2 separate regions of the Mus musculus genome follow, and region 1 is linked to region 2. A link is a loop called in an ENCODE intact Hi-C map of the cell type or tissue named here. Cell type or tissue: left cerebral cortex. All regions are shown on one strand. Links, peaks and the distances in the headings refer to the core of each region. The heading gives the core; the rest is flanking DNA.

What was found. Peaks named below come from ENCODE experiments on the same cell type or tissue, not always from the same donor. Only the 100,000 strongest peaks of a DNase experiment are listed, where the experiment ranks them.
Region 1: a loop joins it to region 2, with 4 times the contacts of the local background. A loop is called at or near these places in 5 of 42 quality-filtered maps.

What each region holds. Positions count from the first base shown.
Region 1 is chr17:40,150,881-40,162,973 of GRCm38, forward strand. No RefSeq gene overlaps it. Among named protein-coding and RNA genes, the nearest start is that of Pgk2, 52 kb to the right of the region's middle. In left cerebral cortex, for the core only: a CTCF peak has its summit at 7,006 (motif pointing right); DNase peaks (open chromatin) are centred at 6,761 and 7,268.
Region 2 is chr17:40,280,229-40,292,321 of GRCm38, forward strand. No RefSeq gene overlaps it. Among named protein-coding and RNA genes, the nearest start is that of Crisp1, 33 kb to the right of the region's middle. In left cerebral cortex, for the core only: a CTCF peak has its summit at 5,423 (motif pointing left); no DNase peak of the experiment used is centred there.

The sequences.
Region 1 (12,093 bases), core at 2,422-10,421, 130 kb before region 2:
GACATCAATAAGAGGGGAGGCCCTTGGTCCTGTAAAGGCTTGATGCTCCAGGATAGGGGAATGCTAATGCAGTGATGCACAAGTGGGTGGGTGTGTAAAGGAGCATCTTCATAGAAGCAGGGGGAGGGGTGGAATAGGGAGTTTGTAGAGGGGAAACAGGGAAGGGGGATAACATTTGAAGTTCAATTAAATAAAATAATCAATATAAATTTACAAAAAATAACATAAACTTAATGAAAAGTCGTAACACCAACTGCATACTACATGTGTTTTGAAGTGGGGGGCATTGTCATTTTCTTTTATCCTGGAAGTCTATAGGTTGCTTTGGGATACCTTGGTTGCTAAGTAATTCTAGGATTTGCTGCTTAAATGAACCCAAGGTCTGCAACCAGAGCTTATCCTGTGACACAGCTTTCCATACCCAAATAATGCCAAGAAAGAGCTGATCTCCTGGAAGTATGGACATGCCTATGAGGACAGATAGGACCACCACTTCTGCTCAGAGGGACTCACTTGGAGCCTTCAGAACACAGGAACCAAGGAGCAGCCTGGGAAAGAATCCTTCCTCTTTCACTCTGCACCTGGAACTGACTCTATGCCACAGCTCTCCATAACCAAATTCCTCCTAGAGAAGTGGTCACCATAATAGTGACACACAGGCTTGCAGGAGGGACAAGCCACAGTCAGAGACAGCAAGACCAGCTAACACTAGAGATATCCAGATGTTAAGAGGCAAGATCAAGAACATAAGCAACAGAAAACAAAGCTACATGGCATCATCAGATCCCAATCCTCCCACTACAGCAAGCCCTGGATACCCCAACAAAGCAGAAAAGCAAGACTCTGATTGAAAATTACATCTCATGGCGATGATAGAGAACTTTAAGAAGGTCATAAATAATGCCCTTAAAGAAATAAAGAAGAACACATGTAAACAGGTAGAAGCACTTAAAGAGGAAACCCAAAAATCCCTTAAAGAATTACAGGAAAACACAAGAAACAGGTGAACTAAACAATCCATGATTTAAAAATGGAAATAGAAACAATAAAGAAACCATAAAGGGAGAGAGCCCTGGAGATTAAAATCCTAGGAAAGAGATCAGGAGTCATAGATGCAAGCATCACCAGAACACAATAGGTAGGAGAGAGAATCTCAGGTGCAGAAGATGCCATAGAAAACATTGACACAACAATCAAAGGAAATGAAAAATGCACAAAGATCCTAACCTAAAATATCCAGGAAATCCAGGACACAATGAGAAGACCAAACCCAAGGATAATATTTATAGAAGAGAGTAAATGTCCCCAACTGAAAGGGCCAGTAAATATCTTCAACAAAATTATAGAAGAAAACTTCCCTAACCTAATGAAAGAGATGCTCATAAACATATAAGAGGCCTAAAAAACTCCAGATAGATTGAGCCAGAAAAGCAATTCCTCTTGTCACATAATAGTCAAAATAGCAAATGCACAAACAAAGAAATAGTACTAAAAGCAGAAAGGGGACAAAGTCAAATAATATATAAATGCAGACCAATCAGAATTACACCAGATTTCTCACCAGAGACTATGAAAGCTAGAAGATCCCGAGCAGATGTTATACAGACCATAAGTAAGACCATCCAAGCTTCTTTTGACCATAAGTATTTTCTATTGATTTTCCATTCTGTTAATCTCCAATTTCCTGACCAAATTGCTATTCTATTGGCCACACACCAAGAGTCTGTAAAAAGGTGTAAGTGTTTTCCATCCTTATGGGACTGTTTAGCTAACAATAGTGCTGTAATCACTTCTACATGTTGTGCTGATTTGCTCTTTCCTTCCTCTATTGCTACCATTCCATCTTCCAGCCAGAAAGATGCTGCTTTCCAGCACACCACATTGTTTTTAGTGGTGGTTGAGCCAACAGTAAAACAGGTATTAACCAGTGAAAGGAATATTGATCTGCTCCCCCACACCCATGTTCCTTGGGTGCCTGTTTCTGGGGAGGGGAGGTGTTGAGTGTGATTGGTACCTGGCTTTCATTAATTGATGCCAGTATGTGCTTTGACATCATTGGTACCTGTGCATTCAGGTTTGCTCTTCGAAGTAACTCTGAGAGGTACCAATTCCATTGCAATACCTTTCCTTCCATCATCAGCCATGACCATGACTCTTCTGGTGCCTTTACCCATTTGAGAATAGGCACAGTGGATTGGAGTACCACCGGGTTCTGTCTTTGTATACTGTGGCATGTGCAGAGTTCTCCATATTCCGTTCCTACTGTTTTTCAAAGAGTGAATATTTGGCATCTGACCAAGGGTAGTGTTTGCGATAAAAGCCAATTGGTTTAATCTGTGGTTGCTTAACGAATATATTCCAATTGTCATATCCCATTATAAGGAGGATATCTATTATCTCTGTGCTATCTGCATTGATATAAATTAAATTACTAAATTGCTTTGTGTATTCTAATATATTTTTTACTGCTTCTTCCTGAGGTAATCCCTAATGGAAATCAGATGCTATTTTCACTATGCTTTATAATGCTTGGAGCAACAACTGCAGGTATGGTAGATGTTGCCACCAATACTCAAATACATCTATTTAATGCTGGGTTTCTGTCTTATTCTGAGATCTTGGTAAGCTTTTTAATTGTTAATTACTTCAAGGGAAATAGATGGTCCTCTAGTTGACCAGTATACTCTGAGGAACTTCACTTCCACTGCTGGGACTTTTACTTTGTCTTCATTAATGATTCATCCTTTATTTGTTAGGTGTGCAATTAAGTCTTCTACTGTTTTATGTAATATTTGGTTATCATTTGTTATGAACAGAAGGTCATCTACATATGAAAAATTGTTAATTCTTCTGTTGTGTGGATTGAATATAAAGCCCATCTCAGTGCATTGTGTGCTATGATTGGGGTGTTTTTGTATCCTGGTGGAAGTCCAGTAAATTGATATTGTTTTCCTTCCAATGAGAAGGTGGTGATTTTTCTAGATTTGAGATTTAGGGGAATGCCAAAAAAAAAAAAATGTCTGTTAGGTCTATTGTGACTAACCATTTCTCTTTCGCTAAATCAGTACCATGCAGTTTTTATCACAAATGCTCTGTAGTACAGCTTTAGGTCAGCCATGGGATTCCACCAGAGGTTCTTTTATCCTTGAGAAGAGTTCTTGCTATCCTAGGTTTTTTGTTATTCCAGATGAATTTGCCGATTGCCCTTTCTAATTTGTTGAAGAATTGGATTGAAATTTTGATGGGGATTGCATTGAATCTGTAGATTGTTTTTGGCAAGATAGCCATTTTTACTATATTGATCCTGCCAATCCATGAGCATGGGAGATCTTCCCATCTTCTGAGATCTTTTTTAATTTCTTTCTTTAGAGACTTGAAGTTCTTATCATACAGATCTTTCACTTCCTTAGTTAGAGTCATGCCAAGGTATTTTATATTATTTGTGACTATTGAGAAGGGTGTTGTTTCCCTAATTTCTTCCTCAGCCTATTTATCCTTTGTGTACAGGAAGGCCATTGACTTGTTTGAGTTAATTTTATATCCAGCTACTTCATTGAAGCTGTTTATCAGGCTTAGGAGTTCTCTGGTGGAATTTTTAGGGTCACTTATATATACTATCATATCATCTGCAAAAAGTGATATTTTGACTTCTTCCTTTCCAATTTGTATCCCCTTGATCTTTTGTTGTCGAATTGATCTGGCTAGGACTTCAAGTACTATGTTGAATAGGTAGGGAGAAAGTGGGCAGCCTTGTCTAATCCCTGATTTTAGTGGGATTGCTTCCAGCTTCTCACCATTTCCTTTGATGTTGGCTACTGGTTTGCTGTAGATTGTTTTTATCATGTTTAGGTATGGGCCTTGAATTCCTGATCTTTCCAAGACTTTTATCATGAATGGGTGTTGGATTTTGTCAAATGCTTTCTCCACATCTAACAAGATGATGATGTGGTTTTTGTCTTTGAGTTTGTTTATATACTGGATTACATTGATGGATTTTTGTATATTGAACCATCCCTGCATCCCTGGGTTGAAACCTACTTGGTCAGGATGGATGATTGTTTTGATGTGTTCTTGGATTCGGTTAGCGAGAACTTTATTGAATAGTTTTGCATCGATGTTCATAAGGCAAATTGGTCTGTAGTTCTCTATCTTTATTGGGTCTTTTTGTGGTTTAGGTATCAGAGTAATTGTGGCCTCATAGAATGAGGTGGGTAGAATACCTTCTGTTCCTATTTTGTGGAATAGTTTGTGAAGAACTGGGATTAGATCTTCTGTGAAGGTCTGATAGAACACTGCACTAAACCCATCTGGTCCTGGGATTTTTTTTGGTTGGGAGACTATTAATGACTGCTTCTACTTCTTTAGGGGATATAGGACTGTTTAGTTCATTAACCTGATCTTGATTTAACTTTGGTACCTGGTATCTATCTAGAAACTTGTCCATTTCATCCAGGTTCTCCAGTTTTGTTGAGTATAGCCTTTTGTAGAAGGATTTGATGGTGTTTTGGATTTCTTCAGAATTTTTGTTATGTCTCCCTTTTCATTTCTGATTTTGTTAATTAGGATGCTTTCCCTCTGCCCTCTAGTGAGTCTAGCCAAGGGTTTATCTATATTGTTGATTTTCTCAAAGATCCAGCTCCTCGTTTGTTTGATTCTTTGAATAGTTCTTCTTGTTTCCACTTAGTTGATTTCACCCCTGAGTTTGATTATTTCCTGCTGTCTATTCCTCTTGGGTGAATTTGTTTCTTTTTGTTCTAGAGCTTTTACGTGTGTTGTCAAGCTGTTAATGTGTGCTCTCTCTAGTTTCTTTTTGGGAGCACTCAGAATTATAAGTTTTCATCTTAGAAATGCTTTCATTGTGTCCCATAAATTTGGGTATGTTGTGGCTTCATTTTCATTAAAATCCCAAAAGTCCTTAATTTCTTGATTCATTCCTTCCTTGACCAAGGTATCATTAAGGAGAGTGTTGTTCAGTTTCCACATGAATGTTGGCTTTCTATTATTTATTTTGTTATTGAAGATCAGCCTTAGTCCATGGTGATCTGATAGGATGTTTAGCAGTTTCTTACCACCACCTAGCGACTGTGCTATAAATTATGGGCCATTTACCATGCGATCAAAATTCGGGTACGCTCCTAGTCTAAATAACCTCTGGCTTTGAAGTTGAAATGATGCCTCGATTCCACCTCTGATCCAAAATGTGATGAGAAAGAGAGGGTATAAGAGGAGAGTACAAGGGATGTCAAATTGTGGCAGATGCCATAGACTTCTTAAAATCATACAGAGAGTTAGATTCAGAGAAGGTAGTATCCCTACCCATTGAAAGTAAGAACTATAACATAGTAAAGAGACAGTTCAAAAATATAAGGCTGTTTGGAAGACAGAATACCAACCTCACAATTAGATCAGGACCAAGCCAACCATGGAATCCCACAAAATTCTTGTTTTGGCAAGCTCCTTGCGGACCTTTTTTAGGACAAGGGGGGGAAAACGGCCAAGGACCCCCTCACCTAGGATTCAACCGCCAAAGGTTGAACATAGGGGCAAGACCTATGAACAAGATGCCACTAAGGAAAAACCTAAGAGGATAAGGACATCCCTTTCAACCTCAGGGACACAATTTCTAAAACCCAGTCTAGTACTACCCATTATACTACCTGAAGGCACCACCAAAATGGTCAAATGACTGTTGGACACAGGTAGTAAATATACAAATATATTAGCAAATATATATTGCTTAGATGAAGGAAAGATCCTGAATATAGGCAAGAGTAAAGGCTACATAGAAGTAGAGGGAGTTGGAGGCAGAGTCAGAACCTCTATAATTAAACTAACATTACAAGTGTATGATAGAAATTATGAATTATATTTTCTTTGTTCAGTGGCACAGCAAATATTATAGAACTACCCACAATACACAAATTATTTCCAAAATTTTTAGTTATAAAAGAATACCAACAATACTATTGGCCACAGTCAAAATTCCACAGGTAGAATTATCTAAAATGCCACCCTCTTTCACGCCACAATACCTTATAAAAGGAGGAATGGAGGAAGTAAAGGATACCATACAAACGTTATTAAAAGAAGGTATTATAGAACTAATATAAAGCTTTAACTACAACAGCCCCATTTGATCAGTAAAGAAACCCAAAGGCACATGGAAACTCACAGCAGACTACAGGAACATAAATAACCTATCAGAGCAGATGTCTGGAAAATCTTCAGGTGTAGAATATATATTCCTGCAAGTCAGGCAATCACTGGAAAGAGCGGCTCATTGGACACCCAAACTTTATATGCCCTAGTACAGGGGAACGCCAGGGCCAAAAAATGGGAATGGGTGGGTAGGGAAGTGGGGGGGGGTATAGGGGACTTTTGGGATAGCATTGGAAATGTAGTTGAGGAAAATACGTAATAAAAAAAATAAAAAAAAGAATTGGGAACAAAACACCCATGGAAGGAGTTACAGAGACAAATTTTGGAGCTGAGATGAAAAGATGGACCATCTAGAAACTGCCATATCCGGGGATCCATCCCATAATCAGCTTCCAAACGCTGACACCATTGCATAAACTAGCAAGATTTTGCTAAAAGGACCCAGATATGGTTGTCTCTTGTGAGACTATGCCGGGGCCTGGCAAACACAGAAGTGGATGCTCACAGTCAGCTATTGGATGGATCACAGGGCCCCCAATGGAAGAGCTAGGGAAAGTACCCAAGGAGCTGGAGGGATAGGTGGAACAACAATATGAACTAACCAATACCCCTCTCCCCCGGAGCTCATGTCTTTAGCTATATATGAATCACAAGATGGCCTAGTTGGCCATCAGTGGAAAGAGAGGCCCATTGGTTGTGCAAACTTTATATGCCTTAGTACAGGGCCAAGAAGTGGGAGTGGGTGGGTAGGGGAGTGGGTGGGGGAGCGTGTGGGGGACTTTTCGGATAGCATTGTAAATTGAAATGAAATAAATACCCAATTTTTTAAAAAAATCTGAATTCTACCTCCCAGTAAATGGACTGCATTTTAAACTGTAGCCACTAGATGGTGATAAGCGACTGCTAAACTCCAACTGCTAGCCACCTGCAGAATATACCAACTCTTGTGAATTGTCCTGAAATGGGGCAGAAAGCAAATCCTCCTAACAGTTGTTTATTTAATCATAAATACTAATAAGCAAATAAATGCCAAAATGTGCCGGCACTCATTCACACACACACACACACACACACACACACATACACACACACACACACTCCTCATCAACCTTTCTTGTTTGGCAGGCATGGCCTGGCTCAGGCAGTGCTCAGGTGTCCCTGTTTTTCAGATCAGATCCTATGGAGCTATGCAACTTAAGCTTGTTGTCTGAGCATCAGGCATCAGCGGTGGTTTCATGTGACTTGTTCGTTCGGCCCCAGGATCTGAGCGTTTTGCCATACCAGACCAGAGTTTTTTAAACTAAATTCAGCCAATTGTAACTAGCGCGTTTCACACGTTATTTCATGGGCTTTTATTTATTTATTATTTATTTATTTATTTATTTATTTATTTTATCTTTGGCACACACACTCCTGCTCTCTGTGGCTTGGTTTGCATAGTTATCTGGGGCCTTGGGCGCTGCACTGCCCCACTGCAGGCTCCAACAGCAGGAATGATTTGTTTTATCACTTACTCACACCTACTCTCCATGGCTTGGTTTCCCAGGGTATCTGGGTCCTCCGGAGGCGCTGCCACTGCAGCTGCTGCACTGGGCAGCTGTTTAGTATCTGAGGAAAAATACCTTCTGAGGCCATGTGTTCTTTACACTATTGTATTCTCTTAAAAAGTGATGGTAAGGCCCTATTGCTGAGGCGAACACCCACATATTCATTGAACATGGATTTTACAGTTGATGACTTGCTAGAGTCTTCATATCGTAGGCTATTGTATAGATTAGTGTTTATAACCATAGAAAAGTGTCTTGCTCAGTCCTCTTCAGAGAACTGTCCTTTTCTAGTAGATGGATACACAGAGGGATGCCTACAATTGGACCAACTGCAGATAGTGAGAAAATTGAACCATAGTTGTAAATGGGATGTCTCTATCAAAGCTCTCTCATCAGCCCACAATGGTTGTGGCAGAGAATGGTGAGTTTGAAAGAGCAAATGGTGATTCAACCAAAGAATCAAAGCTTTTTTTTTTTTTTTTTTTTTTTTAAGACTCTACATAGCTGATACACATATGAATCCACACAGATTTTATCAACTTGCACATGGTATGTACTGGTCTAAGCCGATTGAAATTCAGGTGCTGACAGGAGAAGTGAACACATTCAGTAATCCCTAACTTGGAAGATATCTCCCATTAATAACCAGTCTAAAATGAAAAAAAAAAAAAATCCCAAGAATCTCACAGGCACTTTAACTACAAATAAGAGTAGGTTCAATGCCCAGCAGAAGATCACTAACACAAATGATCTACTGATATTTTGGAGGTTTATTTTAAATCATAAAACTTTCTCTGAGTGACAAAAGGATGGACCACCCAGAGAGTGCGGCACATGAGGACCGATCCCATAATCAGCCACCAAACCCAGACACTAGTGCATACGCCAGCAAGATTTTGCTGAAAGGACCCTGATATAGCTGTCTCTTGTGAGGCTATGCCAGTACCTGGCAAACACAGAAGTGGATGCTCACAGTCAGGTATTGAATGGAACACAGGCCCCCAATGGAGGAGCTAGAGAAAGTATCCAAGGAGCTGAAGGGGTCTGTAACCCTATAGGTGGAACAACAATATGAACCAGTTACTCCCAGAGTTCCTGTCTCTAGCTGCATATGTAGCAGAAGATGGCCAATCAGTCATCATTTTAGAGAGAGGCCCATTGGTCTTGCAAACTTTATATGCCTCAGTACAGGGGAACACCAGGGCCAAGAAGTGGGAGTGGGTCGGTAGGGGAGTGGGGGGGAGGGTATGGGGGACTTTTAGGATGGCATTTGAAATGTAAATGAAGAAAATGCCTAATAAGAAATTGGGGGAAAAATCCTTCCCCTGAGCATTTAAAAAATTTTATTTGTCATTACTTTTCTATTATGGATCCCCATTTTGTGTATTCATGGGGTTTTCTTAGGTATTTTCTTGGACTGATACATCATTTTTTTTATATTTTATGTTCTATGCCTGAATTTCTATATTATAATTCCTAGATTCTATTGGTGATGCTTATAGCTGTTGTTACTGTTCTCTTCCCTAGTTTCTTCATCATCTGTGTGTACTCAGTTGGTGTTTAATTATATTTTTTTTTCAATTTATTAATTTTTGTGTAAGTTTTTTTCCCATTTTTTATTAGGTATTTAGCTCATTTACATTTCCAATGCTATACCAAAAGTCCCCCATACCCACCCACCCCTGCTCCCCTACCCACCCACTTCCCCTTTTTGGCCCTGGCGTTCCCCTGTACTGGGGCATATAAAGTTTGCATATCCAATGGGCCTCTCTTTCCAGTGATGGCCGACTAGGCCATCTTTTGATACATATGCAGCTAGAGTCAAGAGCTCCGGGGTGCTGGTTAGTTCATAATGTTGTTCTTAATTATATTTTTGATTTGCTTTTTTGTTTGTTTGTTTGTTTCTTTTTCAAGACAGGGTTTCTCTGTATAGCCCTGGTTGTCTTGGAACTCACTTTGTAGACTAGGCTGGCCTTGAACTCAGAAATCTGCCTAACCCTGCCTCCCGAGTGCTGGGTTAAGTGTGTGTGCCACCATGCTCGGCTTGTGTTTTATTTTTAATGCTTCTACTTCCAGCTTCATTTCTTGCACAGTTTTATTTATTTCCTTCAACTGATTAATGGCATTTTTCTGTATTTTTCAGGGATTTATTTGTATCCTCTTTAAAGTCCTCAAAATGTTTTATTATATTCCACTGTATTTCTTTAAGGGGTTTTTTTCTTTTTTTTTTCCATTTTTTATTAGGTATTTAGCTCATTTACATTTCCAATGCTATAAAAAAAAGTCCCCAATACCCACCCGCCCCCACTCCCATACCCACCCACTCCCCCTTTTTGGCCCTGGCGTTCCCCTGTACTGGGGCATATAAAGTTTGCATATCCAATGGGCCTCTCTTTCCAGTGATGGCCGACTAGGCCATCTTTTGATACATATGCAGCTAGAGTCAAGAGCTCCAGGGTACTGGTTAGTTCATAATGTTGTTCCACCTATAGGGTTGCAGATCCCTTTAGCTCCTTGGGTACTTTCTCTAGCTCCTCCATTGGGAGCCCTGTGATCCATCCATTAGCTGACTGTGAGCATCCACTTCTGTGTTTGCTAGACCCCGGCATAGTCTCACAAGAGACAGCTACATCTGGGTCCTTTCAATAAAATCTTGCTAGTGTATGCAATGGTGTCAGCATTTGGATGCTGATTATGGGGTGGATCCCTGGATATGGCAGTCTCTACATGGTCCATCCTTTCATCTCAGCTCCAAACTTTGTCTCTGTAACTCCTTCCATGGGTGTTTTGTTCCCAATTCTAAGGAGGGACATAGTGTCCACACTTCAGTCTTCATTCTTCTTGAGTTTCATGTGTTTAGCAAATTGTATCTTATATCTTGGGTAACCTAGGTTTGGGGCTAATATCCACTTATCAGTGAGTACATATTGTGTGAGTTCCTTTGTGAATGTGTTACCTCACTCAGGATGATGCCCTCCAGGTCCATCCATTTGGCTAGGAATTTCATAAATTCATTCTTTTTAATAGCTGAGTAGTAATCCATTGTGTAGATGTACCACATTTTCTGTATCCATTCCTCTGTTGAGGGGCATCTGGGTTCTTTCCAGCTTCTGGCTATTATAAATAAGGCTGCTATGAACATAGTGGAGCATGTGTCCCTCTTACCAGTTGGGGCATCTTCTGGATATATGCCCAGGAGAGGTATTGCTGGATCCTCCAGTAGTACTATGTCCAATTTTCTGAGGAACCGCCAGACTGATTTCCAGAGTGGTTGTACAAGCCTGCAATCCCACCAACAATGGAGGAGTGTTCCTCTTTCTCCACATCCTCGCCAGCATCTGCTGTCACATGAATTTTTGATCTTAGCCATTCTGACTGGTGTGAGGTGGAATCTCAGGGTTGTTTTGATTTGCATTTCTCTGATGATTAAGGATGTTGAACATTTTTTCAGGTGCTTCTTGCCATTCGGTATTCCTCATGTGAGAATTCTTTGTTCAGTTCTGAGCCCCATTTTTAATGGGGTTATTTGATTTTCTGAAGTCCACCTTCTTGAGTTCTTTATATATGTTGGATATTAGTCCCCTATCTGATTTAGGATAGGTAAAGATCCTTTCCCAATCTGTGGTGGTCTTTTTGTCTTATTGACAGTGTCTTTTGCCTTGCAGAAACTTTGGAGTTTCATTAGGTCCCATTTGTCAATTCTTGATCATACAGCACAAGCCATTGCTGTTCTGTTCAGTAATTTTTCCCCTGTGCCCATATCATCAAGGCTTTTTCCCACTTTTTCCTCTATAAGTTTCAGTGTCTCTGGTTTTATGTGAAGTTCCTTGATCCACTTAGATTTGACCTTAGTACAAGGAGATAAGTATGGATCGATTCGCATTTTTCTACATGATAACAAGCAGTTGTGCCAGCACCAATTGTTGAAAATGCTGTCTTCCTTCCACTGGATGGTTTTAGCTCCCTTGTCGAAGATCAAGTGACCATAGGTGTGTGGGTTCATTTCTGGGTCTTCAATTCTATTCCATTGGTTTACTTGTCTGTCTCTATACCAGTACCATGCAGTTTTTATCACAATTGCTCTGTAGTACAGCTTTAGGTCAGGCATGGTGATTCCTCCAGAGGTTCTTTTATCCTTGAGAAGACTTTTTGCTATCCTAGGTTTTTTGTTATTCCAGATGAATTGGCAAATTGCTCCTTCTAATTCATTGAAGAATTGAGTTGGAATTTTGATGGGGATTGCATTGAATCTGTAGATTGCTTTTGGCAAGATAGCCATTTTTACAATGTTGATCCTGTCAATCCATGAGCATGGGAGATCTTTCCATCTTCTGAGATCTTTTTTAATTTCTTTCTTCAGAGATTTGAAGTTTTTATCATACAGATC
Region 2 (12,093 bases), core at 1,475-9,474:
GCAGATAAAGTGAGTTATCTCCATGAAAATGAGAGCCTGGAAGCAGTGTAGACCTGAGAGAGGCAGGGACTGTTGACCTAACTCAGAACTGATGTCAGATAACCCAGACCCCAGGCCTGGAAGGACTACAGAAGACAGCTTGATTTTGCTACTAGCTATTCTTATATTAATAGTACGATAATTAAGCCTACACTTTGTATTCTTCCCTCCCTTGTATGTTTATAATAAATTTATGGTTATGAAAAAAAAAAAAAAAAAAAAAGAACTTCAAGTCTCTGAATAATGAAATTAAAGATCTCAGAAGATGGAAAGGTCTCCTATGCTCATGGATTGGCAGTATCAATATAGTAAAAATGACTATCTTGCCAAAATCAATCAACAGATTTAATGCAATCCCCATCAAAATTACAACTCAATTCTTCAACGAATTAGAAAGGGAAATCTGCAAATTCATCTGGAATAACAAAAAACCTAGAATAGCAAAAACTGTTCTCAAGGATAAAAAAAAACCTCTGGTGGAATCACCATGCCTGACCTAAAGCTTTACTACAGAGCAATTGTGATAAAAACTGTATGGTACTGGTATAGCGACAGAGAAGTAGACCAATGGAATAGAATTGAACACTCAGAAATGAACCCACACACCTATGGTCACTTGATCTTTGACAAGGGAGCTAAAACCTTCCAGTGGAAAAAAAGACAGCATTTTCAACAAATGGTGCTGGCACAACTGGTGGTTATCATGTAGAAGAATGCAAATTGATCCATTCCTATCTCCTTGTACTAAGGTCAAATCTAAGTGGATTAAGGAACTTTTCATAAAACCAGAGACACTGAAACTTATAGAGGAGAAATTAGGGAAAAGCCTCGAAGATATGGGCTCTGGGGAAAAATTCCTGAAAAGAACAGCAATGGCTTGTGCTGTAAGATCGAGAATCAACAAATGGGACCTCATATAATTGCAAAGCTTCTGTAAGGCAAAAGACACTATCAATAAGACAAAAATGCCACCAACAGATTGGGAAAGGATCTTTACCTATTCTAAATCAGATAGGGGACTAATATCCAATATATATAAAGAACTCAAGAAGGTGGACTCCAGAAAATCAAATAACCCCATTTAAAATGGTGCTCAGAGCTAAACAAAGAATTCTCATCTGAGGAATACAGAACTACCTGAAAAAATGTTCAGAATCCTTAATCAACAGGGAAAAGCAAATCAAAATAACCCTGAGATTCCACCTCACACCACTCAGAATGACTAAGATCAAAAATTCAGGTGACAGCAGATGCTGGCAAGGATGTGGAGAAAGAGGAACACTCCTCCATTGTTGGTGTGATTGCAAGCTTGTACAACCACTCTTGAAATCAGTCTGGCAGTTCTTCAGAAAATTGGACATAGTACTACCGGAGGATCCCGCAATACCTCTCCTGGGCATATTTCCAGAAGATATTCCAAATGATAAGAAGGACACATCCTCCACTATGTTCATAGTAGCCTTACTTATAATAGCCAGAAGCTGGAAATAACCCAGATGCCCCTCAACAGATGAATGGATACAGAAAATGTGGTATATTTACACAATGGAGTACTACTCAGCTATTAAAAAGAATGAATTTTTGAAATTTCTAGCAAAATGGATGGACCTGGAGGGCATCATCCTGAGTGTGGTAACCCAACCACAAAAGAACTCACACAATATGTCCTCACTGATAAGTGGATATTAGCTTCTGAAGCTTAGAATACCCAAGATATAAGATACAATTTGTGAAACACATGAAACTCAAGAAGAAGGAAGACCAAAGTATGGACACTTTGCCCCTTCTTAGAATTCGGAACAAAACCTCCATGGAAGGAGTTACAGAGATAGTTTTCGAGCTGACAAGAGGATGGACCATCTAGAGAATGCCATATCTGGACATCCATCCCATAATCAGGCTCCAAACGCTGACAGCATTGCATACAATAGCAAGATTTTGCTGAAAGGACCCAGATATAGCTGTCCCTTGTGAGACTATGCTGGGGCCTAGCAAACACAGAAGTGGATGCTTACAGTCAGCTATTGCATAGATCACAGGGCCCCCAATGGAGGAGCTAGAGAAAGTACCCAAGGAGCTAAAGGGATCTGCAATACTAAATACAAATTGATTCCAAGAACACATCAAAGATATCTCTTGTGGTAATTTCTTGCCCAAGTAAGCCTGTATAAAAACATACACAACTCAGTTATTATATTTATAAGCTATATGCCTAGATTGGGATATATATATATATATATATATATATATATATATATATATATATATATATCTGACTTTATTTCCCAGCTATGAGAATATTATAGTTATTATATTTATAATCTTATATGCCTAGATTGTACATATATATATATATATATTTATCCCTTAGCTATGAGACCCCTTGCTACTTGAGGCTTCTCTAGGCTATGTGATTCGGCTCCATCTTCCTTCCACTTCCTCCTCCTCTAACTCTGAGACCTCAAGCCCAACCTTTTCTTTCTTTCCTCTGCCCAAGTATTGGCTCTAGCCTTTATTTGACCAGTCAGAATGGAGAAAAGTTTCAGTGAAATCACCAGAGTATATTAAAAAGAAAGACATCATGAATTTTAAAGGCAAGTGGATACAACTAGAAAATATCATCCAAAATGAGGTAACTGAGGCTCTAAAAGACATGCATGGTATGTACTCACTTACATTATAAGTAGATATTAGTCTTAAAATATAAGAAAACCATACTACACTGCACAGACCCAAAGAAGCAAAATAAAAAGAGTGGGCCCACTTAAGGATGCTTAAACCTTTCTCAGAAGGAAATAAAATAGATAATGAAAGTGTATGGAAAGAGGAAAGTGGGAGACAGAGAGGATGGGTAGGGGACTAGGGTGAGGAAGGGTGCTCAGATGTAGTAAAAACAGAGGAGAGAGAATGAAAATAGGCTGAGGGCAGGTAGTGAGGCATTTATAAGATGCAACAGAGACCTGCACGTGTGGAACCCTCAGAGAGTGCATGGGGTGAAACTAGATGAGACTTAGCAGTAGAACATATGGAGCCTTAAGTCATCACCTACTGTAGCCAGGACTTTCAGTGGAGAAATAAGGACAGCAACCCACCTACGAAACCTTTGACCCAAAATGTTTTCTGCCTACAAGATGTGCAGGCACAAAGATGGATCAGAGACTGAGATAACAGCCAAACAATGACTAACCCAAATTCAGACACTTCACATGAACAAGAACTAATCCCTGACATTATTAATCATACTCTGTTTTGCTTGTAGACAGGAGTCTAGCATGACTGTCCTCTCAGAGTATCCACCAAGCAGCCAGTGGAAACAGATGCATGGACCCAAAGCCAAACATTAGAATGAACTCTAGGGTTCTTGTGGGAGAGTTGGGAAAAGGAATGAAGGATCCTAAGAGGAAAGGGACTCCACAAGAAGATCCATCCCATAATCAGCTTCCAAATGCTGACACCATTGCATAGACTAGCAAGATTTTGCTGAAAGGACCTAGATATAGCTCTCTCTTGTGAGACTATGCCAGGGCCTAGCAAACACAGAAGTGGATGATCACAGTCAGCTATTGGATGGGTCACATGACCCCCAATGGAGGAGCTAGAGAAATTACCCAAGGAGCTAAAGGGAACTGCAACCCTATAGGTGGAACAACAATATGAACTAACCAGTACCCCAGAGCTCTTGTCTCTAGCTGCATATGTATCAAAAGATGGCCTAGTCGGCCATCACTGGAAAGAGAGTCCCATTGGACTTGCAAACTTTATATGCCCCAGTACAGGGGAACGCCAGGGCCAAAAAGGGGGAGTGGGTGGCTAGGGGATTGGGGGGTGGTGGGTATGGGGAACCTTTGGGATAGCATTGAAAATGTAAACGAGGAAAATACCTAATTAAAAAAAAAAGAAGATCAACAGAGTCAGCTAACCTGGCCTCTTAGAAGCCCCCAGATTTTGAACCATCAACCTAAGAGGGAGCATAGCCTGGAACCCCACAAATATGTAGCAGATGTGCATCTTGGTCTTCATGTAAGTTGCCCAAAAACTAGACTGGGTTATGTCCCTTATCCTGTTGCCTGCCTGTAGATCTTTGTCTCCTAACTAGGCTGCCTTGTCTGTCCTAAGTAGGAAAGAATGCAGAGAGGATGCATCTAATACCCTAGATTTGGGGTCTGGTATTAGGATGTAATATGAATGAAAAAACAAGTATTAAATACATAAATAAATAAATAAATGTTTGTATGTTAAAATATTGGGAAAATGACAAACTAAAATTCAAATGCAATTACCTATCACTTAAATGTGTCATAGAAGAACTATTGATTTCAAATATTTGAATTTTCACTTGAGATAAAGGAGGAATGGCAGGGACCAAGTAGAATATCTCTAAAACAACTGAGTAGATGGCTGATATTTAGGAAACATGCTCAGAGAGATGAATAAAAATGAGCTTAACCTTGCCTATTTGGACTCCTGGACAAAAATCTCCTGTTCATGGGGATGAAAAGGCCACTTTTGTGGACTTTGTTGGTTCTGAAGATGGAACATGAAAATCAAAATATTTTCTGCCCATATCAAAGTACAGAAGCTCTTCCAGTTTTCCATATTCTAAGCATTTAGCTCTCACTCTTTACAGTATCTTTCCATTTCCTGCATCACTAGTTTAACATGTGCTCATATTGGATTGAGGATTTCTACCTGGGCCTGAATGAAAATAAAACTGTAATTCATGTAATGTATGTCAAATAGCCCAAAGAGTTGTTTGTGAGCTTTGAAACCTGGGGCTGAGAACATAGCAGAACAGACCAGGACATACCCGGGCAGGCCCATAGCCTCCCTATCTCCCACCCCTCTGACCTAAGTTAAATGTTACAGGCTGCTGATGTTTAAATGGACCAATCATGTGAAACCATGCCAATTCCTCCCCCAGCCCCACTCCTTTTCTATAAAAACCCCTAGCTTCCAAGCCTCATGGTCGAATCCACTGTCTCCTGTTGTGTGAGATACGTTTCGACCCGGAGCTCCGCCATTAAAATACCTCTTGTTGTTACATCAAGGTGTTGTGTTCTATTCGTGATTCTTGGGTGCACGCCGAATCGGGAGCTGAGTGGGGGTTTCCCCACTGAGTTCTTTCAGGCCACCACACTATTTAGAATATTCTTTACAGTGATAAGAAAACACCCGAATGTAAAGACAGAACCTTTTTTAAATTTCATATACACCTTCTTTGTCTAATGTTGTACAAATATATTTTTAATATGGATAACATTGCTTCTTGTGTATAAAAAATTAATGACCAATCATAAAACTGAAGTAAAAACTAAAGTAAAAACTCAGTTAATTGGCATCAGGAAAACTGCCTCACACAGTGAGCAATGTTGCCACCTTGTGGTTACATGTTAATTTCAATTTTTCAATACTTTCCTTGAACTCATAAAAAAACTGAATAATTAATATGTACAAAGTGTACGTTGTAATTTTATAACTAGTATTATTATGCAAACTGTTACAAATAAACATGAGAAAATCAGACAACTTTAATATATTCACAAATAACTTTCATAAACAAGCAATGAATTATGGTTTATTTGGCATTTTTTATGTCAATTTCTAAATGCGATAAGAAAGATATTATTTAAATGTTCTTTCCTTAATGGGCTAGACTGTGTATCATTATATTGAGGTATTTTCTTTTTAAAAATTTTTTATTATATATTTTTTTATTTACATTTCAAATGTTATCCCCTTTCCTAGTTTCTCCTCCGAAAATCCCTATCCCCTCCCATCTCCCCCTGCTCCCAAACCCACCCACTCCCATTCCTGGTTTTGGAATTCCCCTATACTGGAGAATAGTCTTCACAGGAAAAAGGGCCTCTCCTTCCATTGATGACCGACGAGGCAATCCTCTACTACATATATAGCTAGAGCCACAAGTTCCATCATGTGTTCTCTTTGATTGATAATATAGTTCCAAGGAGCTCTGAAGGCACTGGTAAGTTCATATTGATGTTCCTTCTATTGGGCTTCATTTCCCTTCAGATCCCTATGTATTTCTCTGGCTCCTTCATTGGGAACCTTGTGCTTCATTCAATAGATGACTGTGAGCATCCACTTCTGTATTTGCCAGGCACTGGCAGAGCCTCACAGGAGACAGCTATATCAAATTACTGTCAGTACGCTCTTGTTGGCATTTGCCTAGGGTCTGGGTTTGGTGACTGTTTATGGGGTGAATCCCCACGTGGGGCAGTCTCTGGATGATCATCCCTTCAGGCTCTGCTCCAAACTCTGTGTCTGTAACTCCTTCCATGGGTATTTTGTTCCCTATTCTAGGGAGGAACAAAGTACCCACACTTTGGTCTTCCTTCTTCCTGAGTTTCATGTGTTTTGCAAATTGTATCTTTGTTATTCTAAATTTCTGGGCTAATATCCACTTACAAGTGAGTGCATATCAAGTGACTTCTTTTGTGTTTTTTTTTTTTTGTTGTTGTTTTTTTTTTAACCTCACTCAGGATGATATCCTCCAGATACATCCATTTGCCCAAGAATTTCATAAATTTTCACACAAAGTTAATAAGAAATTACAGGGACTAGGTACAAACTTACCTAACAACTACAGAAAAGATGGCTGAAACTTGTGAATTATTATCAGACAAGGCGAAATAAACATGACACTACACTTGCCCTTTTGGCTTCTCATAGACAAATTCTATGTCATGAAGGAGAAAGGGCCAATTCAATGGACTTCCTGGGCTCCTAGGAGAGGACATGTCAATCCAAATAGTTTCTGCTTATATCAAAGTAACAAGGGCTTCCAGTTTGTCATCGTCTAAGCAATCAGCTTTCATTTTTATCATATATTTCATGATGCTGTAATCCTAGTTATATATTGAACTCTATTGGTTTGAAGATTTGAATCTGAACCACCAAATTATCTAGAATGCTTCCTACACTGCAGGAAAATAAATCATCAAAAGTAGAGCCAATGGACAGAGAGAGGATGCAGTTTTCATCCATCTTCGTTTAATAATACTGCACAAGTAATTATTTTAGTTTGTAATTATTTTAAGTGTGTAAAAAACAAATGAACAATCATATTCAAAGGGATGCAAAAGTGAGTTAATTACAAGCAGGACAAAACGACTCCACACGCTGAAAGTAATGTTGCCATCTTGTTGCTACATGTTAATTGCAACTTGAAAACCGTTTTTTTTTCCAATTTTTATTAGATATTTTCTTCATTTACATTTCAAATACTATCCTGAAAGTCCCCTATACCCTCCCCTGCCCTGCTCCCCTACCCACCCACTCCAACTTCTTGGACCTGGTGTTCCCCTGTACTGGGGCATATGAAGTTTGGTAGACCAAGTGGTCTCTCTTCCCAATGATGGCCAACTGGGCCATCTTCTACATATGCAGCTAGAGACACGAGCTCTGGAGGATACTGGTCAGTTCATACTGTTGTTCTACCTATAGTGTTGCAGACCACTTCAGCTCCTTGGTTACTTTTTCTACCCCCTACATTGGGGGCCTTGTGTTCCATCCAATAGATGACCATGAGCATCTACTTCTGTATTTGCCAGGCACTAGCAAAGCCGCACACGAGACAGCTATATCAGAGTCCTTTCAGCAAAATCTTCCTGGCATGTGCAATAGTGTCTGCGTTTGGTGGCTGACTATGGGATGGATCCCCAAAACCGTTTTCTTTAGTTGATTTAATAAATCCAACTAAATACTTTAAATATGCATAATTATAATCTGTAATTTAAAACATAGCACAATTATGCAAACCATTTTCATAAATCTATACATAATCATATCAAGTAATATTAATATACTCACAAGTATTTTTCCTAAATATGCCTTGAATTTTGGTTTAGTATTTTGGGGTTTTTTGAAACAAATTTATGATTCAGGCTACTGTTTGTGTTTTGTTTCTCTGTTTTACATGGAGTCATTTTATGTAGCTCAGGGTGATCTTGAAATCCTATTCAGCTTACTGAGTGCTATATTCCCTTGCTCAAAGTTCTCATTGTTCTAAAGTGCCATTATTTTAATTACTCCTTCTTACTATGTTTAATATGTTAATAGAAATCCCTTTTGTTGTTTCTTCCATGTCTGTCACATGATTTTAGAGATTACAGTGCTGTCACATTATTCCATTTTAGCTTCTTTCATACCCACACCCACACTGATATTTACTTGTTCTGTAGTTCTTTTTCTATGATATTGTAAATCCTAGGCAGAATATGTTTTCCATGTGTCTTCAAGTTTATATAATTTTTAAAGTTTCATAGTTTAAAAACATTTTGGTTGTGATCATTCTCTTGGCAACTGCTTTACATAGGCCTGTGACTTCCATCAAAAGAAAATTAGAACAAGCATACTTTCACTCTTAGATACATGCAATCTTAATCCTTAACTGAGCTGAAGGGCAAGTCAGCAAACTTTATGTGTATGACCATCTACTATTTTTCTCAAAGAAGAATTATCTAGACTGTTCTCTCTCTACCCACTTGGCTAGAATATGCCTAAACAATATATAATCCCTTTATTTCAATGGATACCCAGTGCTGATAATGGCTTGGATGTATCTTCACATGATCTTAGAATGTGCCTATATTCAAATGTTACAGAATAAATAAAATAATCTATTTCGTGGAGATGTCAAATTTCAACCATATTTATTACAATAGTTGAGTCAAGATAAAACATTTATTCAATTTACACTGGGTGATTATTTTTTCCTAGAGGCTGTATTATGTAATAGGGTTCTGAATACCACCCTTACCAAATGATGCTGCAAGTCTGTACCAAAACCCTCTATGGGATAAGTAAAATCTTGACGATCACTCACGTGGGATTAATCTATCCCTTCTACAGAACCACTAGTTCATGTAATAGTGTTCTGTCAATCATCTACACAGTTTGTAATGCGTACAGTATATAGTACAATCTTCCTCTAAGTATCAGGTAGAAGGTTGTAACCATGGCAACATAGAAAGTTGAAAAGTGGATATCACTCATCTTCCTATAGGTCTTACTAAAGCCTATAGTGCTGTACTTACCAAAATCTGTCACAAAATACACAGAACCAGTAAGAAAAGTGCTTAAAATAAAAATAATTTGAAGACCATTTTGTGCCAACAATTAATTTTCAAAAACTAAGGTGAACACCAATTGGAAACTCTAAATAACTCGCTGGGGGATATATATTACAGTGGTATATATTTTTTAATTGCTTATGTCTCTATTTTGAAATCATCCTAATATTGGTGATGGCCTACACTGTATTCTCAGAGTTGAAAAATCAACTTTGGCAAAACATAATGCACACACACACACACACACACACACACACACACACACACACACAGACACCATGAGAAAGAGCTTCTTCATTTTTCTAAAAGATCTAGACAGTGAAACAGCATGAAATATGGAAGCCAATGGAGAAAATACTCATGGAGATGTGGCCTTCGTACTGCTTAGGTACCTTGTTTCTTTGCACATGAAGGATACATTGATACTTAGACTACCACAGTGAAAGGTGGTCAGAAACTTCATTTCACTCAGATATTACTCACAAAACACATTTTGGTAACAGATTCTCTTAACTTTATTGTGAATATTTTATCTAGCTAGACAGAGTACATTTTTTATTTAATTTATTTAATTAATTAGTTTCTTACTTATTGACTTTACATCTGCTCACTGCTCCCCTTCCCTCCACCCTCTCCCAAAATCCCTCCTGCATCTTTCACTCCCATTCTTTTCTCATGGGTGACCCTGCTTGCTATTGCTCAAACCTGGCATTTAAAGTCAAAAGAGTACTTTTTTAAGCCTCCCATGTTATACAGGGGCAATCTCCCTACTGACAATAATGAGAATAAATGAAAATAATTCTGCAACTTGTGCCATCAAAACTAACCTGTGATTCACCTGATTCCTGTCTAAGTTCGATAATGTAATAGCAAATCATGAGAGGTGTCTCCTTGGTCTTAACTGTGAACTTTACAGTGCCACATTGACAGGCAAGATGTCCTCACCTGTGTGGTAATAGTATAATTGTTGTGGATGTAACTACATGCTCTCTGTTGGCATTTGATGTCCACTCCATGGGGATAAATTCATGCATCTTACTGTAAACTCAGTCAAAAAATTATATATGAAGAAGTCTTAAGCACTGATTGGTAGCATGATATTGCTCTATAAGTAAGTTGACATGGCCCTAGTGCCTTGTAAATACTTAATTTCTTACCATGGTCAAATGGGTCAGTACATGCTGTTTCCATCAGTGTTCCCTTTGTAATAAACACAAGATACTTATAACTGCTTAATATTGATAATAAATGATGACTGAGTGTACAGTCCTAAAATAGACATTTATACCATCTCTTCCAAGTTTCAGGAACATTGTGAAAAAACAGAAGAGAAAAAAACCTTTGTAGAACCCTAAATCAGGAGAAGCACTTCAAAAGGTTAACTTCCTTATTCTTTTTTCTTTTTTTTTTCTTTCCTTTTTTTTGTTTTTGTTTTTGTTTTTTATGGTCAGAGTACTTTATTACAGTATGGTAGGGAACAAATACACACTTTTATTTTCTTCTTTTTTTATTAGATACTTTTTTCATTTACATTTAAAATGCTATCCCCTTCCCTAGTTTCCTCTCAAAATGTCCCCTATACCCTCCCCATGCCCTGCTCTGCAGCAACCCTTTTTTCCAGACAGGGTTTCTCTGTGTAACCCTGGCTGTCCTGGAACTCACTCTGTAGACCAGGCTGATCTTGAACACAGAAATCTACCTGCCTCTGCCTCACAAGTGCTGGGATTAAAGGCCTGTTCCACCACTGCTGGGCCACAAAATGTTATCTTCTAGTATGTACAATCCTCTTGATGGTGACCCAAAGTAGTTGATGTTGCTTTCAGTTGGGCCTAGGCAAGAATGAGCTGGTCAGTCATATATCAAAGATGGGTCATAGTACCCTTTGCTCAACTTTGCTAAACTATTATTTACTAGTGTATTCTGGGGAAAGGACTTATTAGAAGACTTATACATGAAACCAACAGAGGTAAAAGGTCAGATCCAAACCTATTATGACACAGACTATTTAGTTAAAAAGAGTGTGTGATAAAAGACAAAGGTATACATGTAAGAAAAGTGGTTGTGAGGAAGGTATAAATGTGTCAAAGGGGTTAAACAGTAAATAGACAAGTGCAATGGCTTTGAAAGTCATTAGAATGCATCATCTAAGTATAGAAAATTATCAAAGAACACATGTAATATAAATAATATCAAAATAAAGGAAGTTGGAACAACAAAACATTTATAATCTCCGAGGAAAAAAAAGACAAAATATAAACTGGATTAAAACAGAGGAAAAATACAATTTACCAGATAATATTTCTGAATTTCTTAATTATTTAACAAAATAAAATTGAAGTCAAAGCAAAAACCATCATATTGTAATTGTACAAGCCAGGCCAACAAAAAAAGAGAAAGAAAGAAAATGAAAGAAAGAAAGAAAGAAAGAAAGAAAGAAAGAAAGAAAGAAAGAAGGAAAGAAAGAAAGAAAGAAAGAAAGAGAAAGAGAAAAGAAGAAAAGAGAAGAAAAAAAAAAAGAAAAGAAAACCAAGAGAGGCAAAGGAAATAGAGATCTAATCCTTTAGTGTATGTATATTAGAAACAAATTTTACTAGCTCTTTCATGCTCATCTAGTGAATATATGTATATTATATATATAATACTTATATGTATATATTTGCCAGTAAATGCTTTAAAAACTTTTAATCAAATAAAATTTTATCCTATCAGAGCTGTGAATGAAATAGACACAATTTTCTTGGGAGGAGGGCAGCCATTTTGTTTTGTTTTGCCTTGGTGTTTTTGATTGTTTGTCTTTTTCCTTTGGTTTTGTTGGTGGTGTTCTTCTCACTGTTGTTTGTTGTTACTATTGTTTGTGTTCTTAGTTGTAATTTGTTTTTCAGTAGTTATAATTTCCTCTATTCTCTTTTTATTACCTCTACTCTTTTCTTATTCTTCTGTGTCTGAAGTATTATTTCAAACA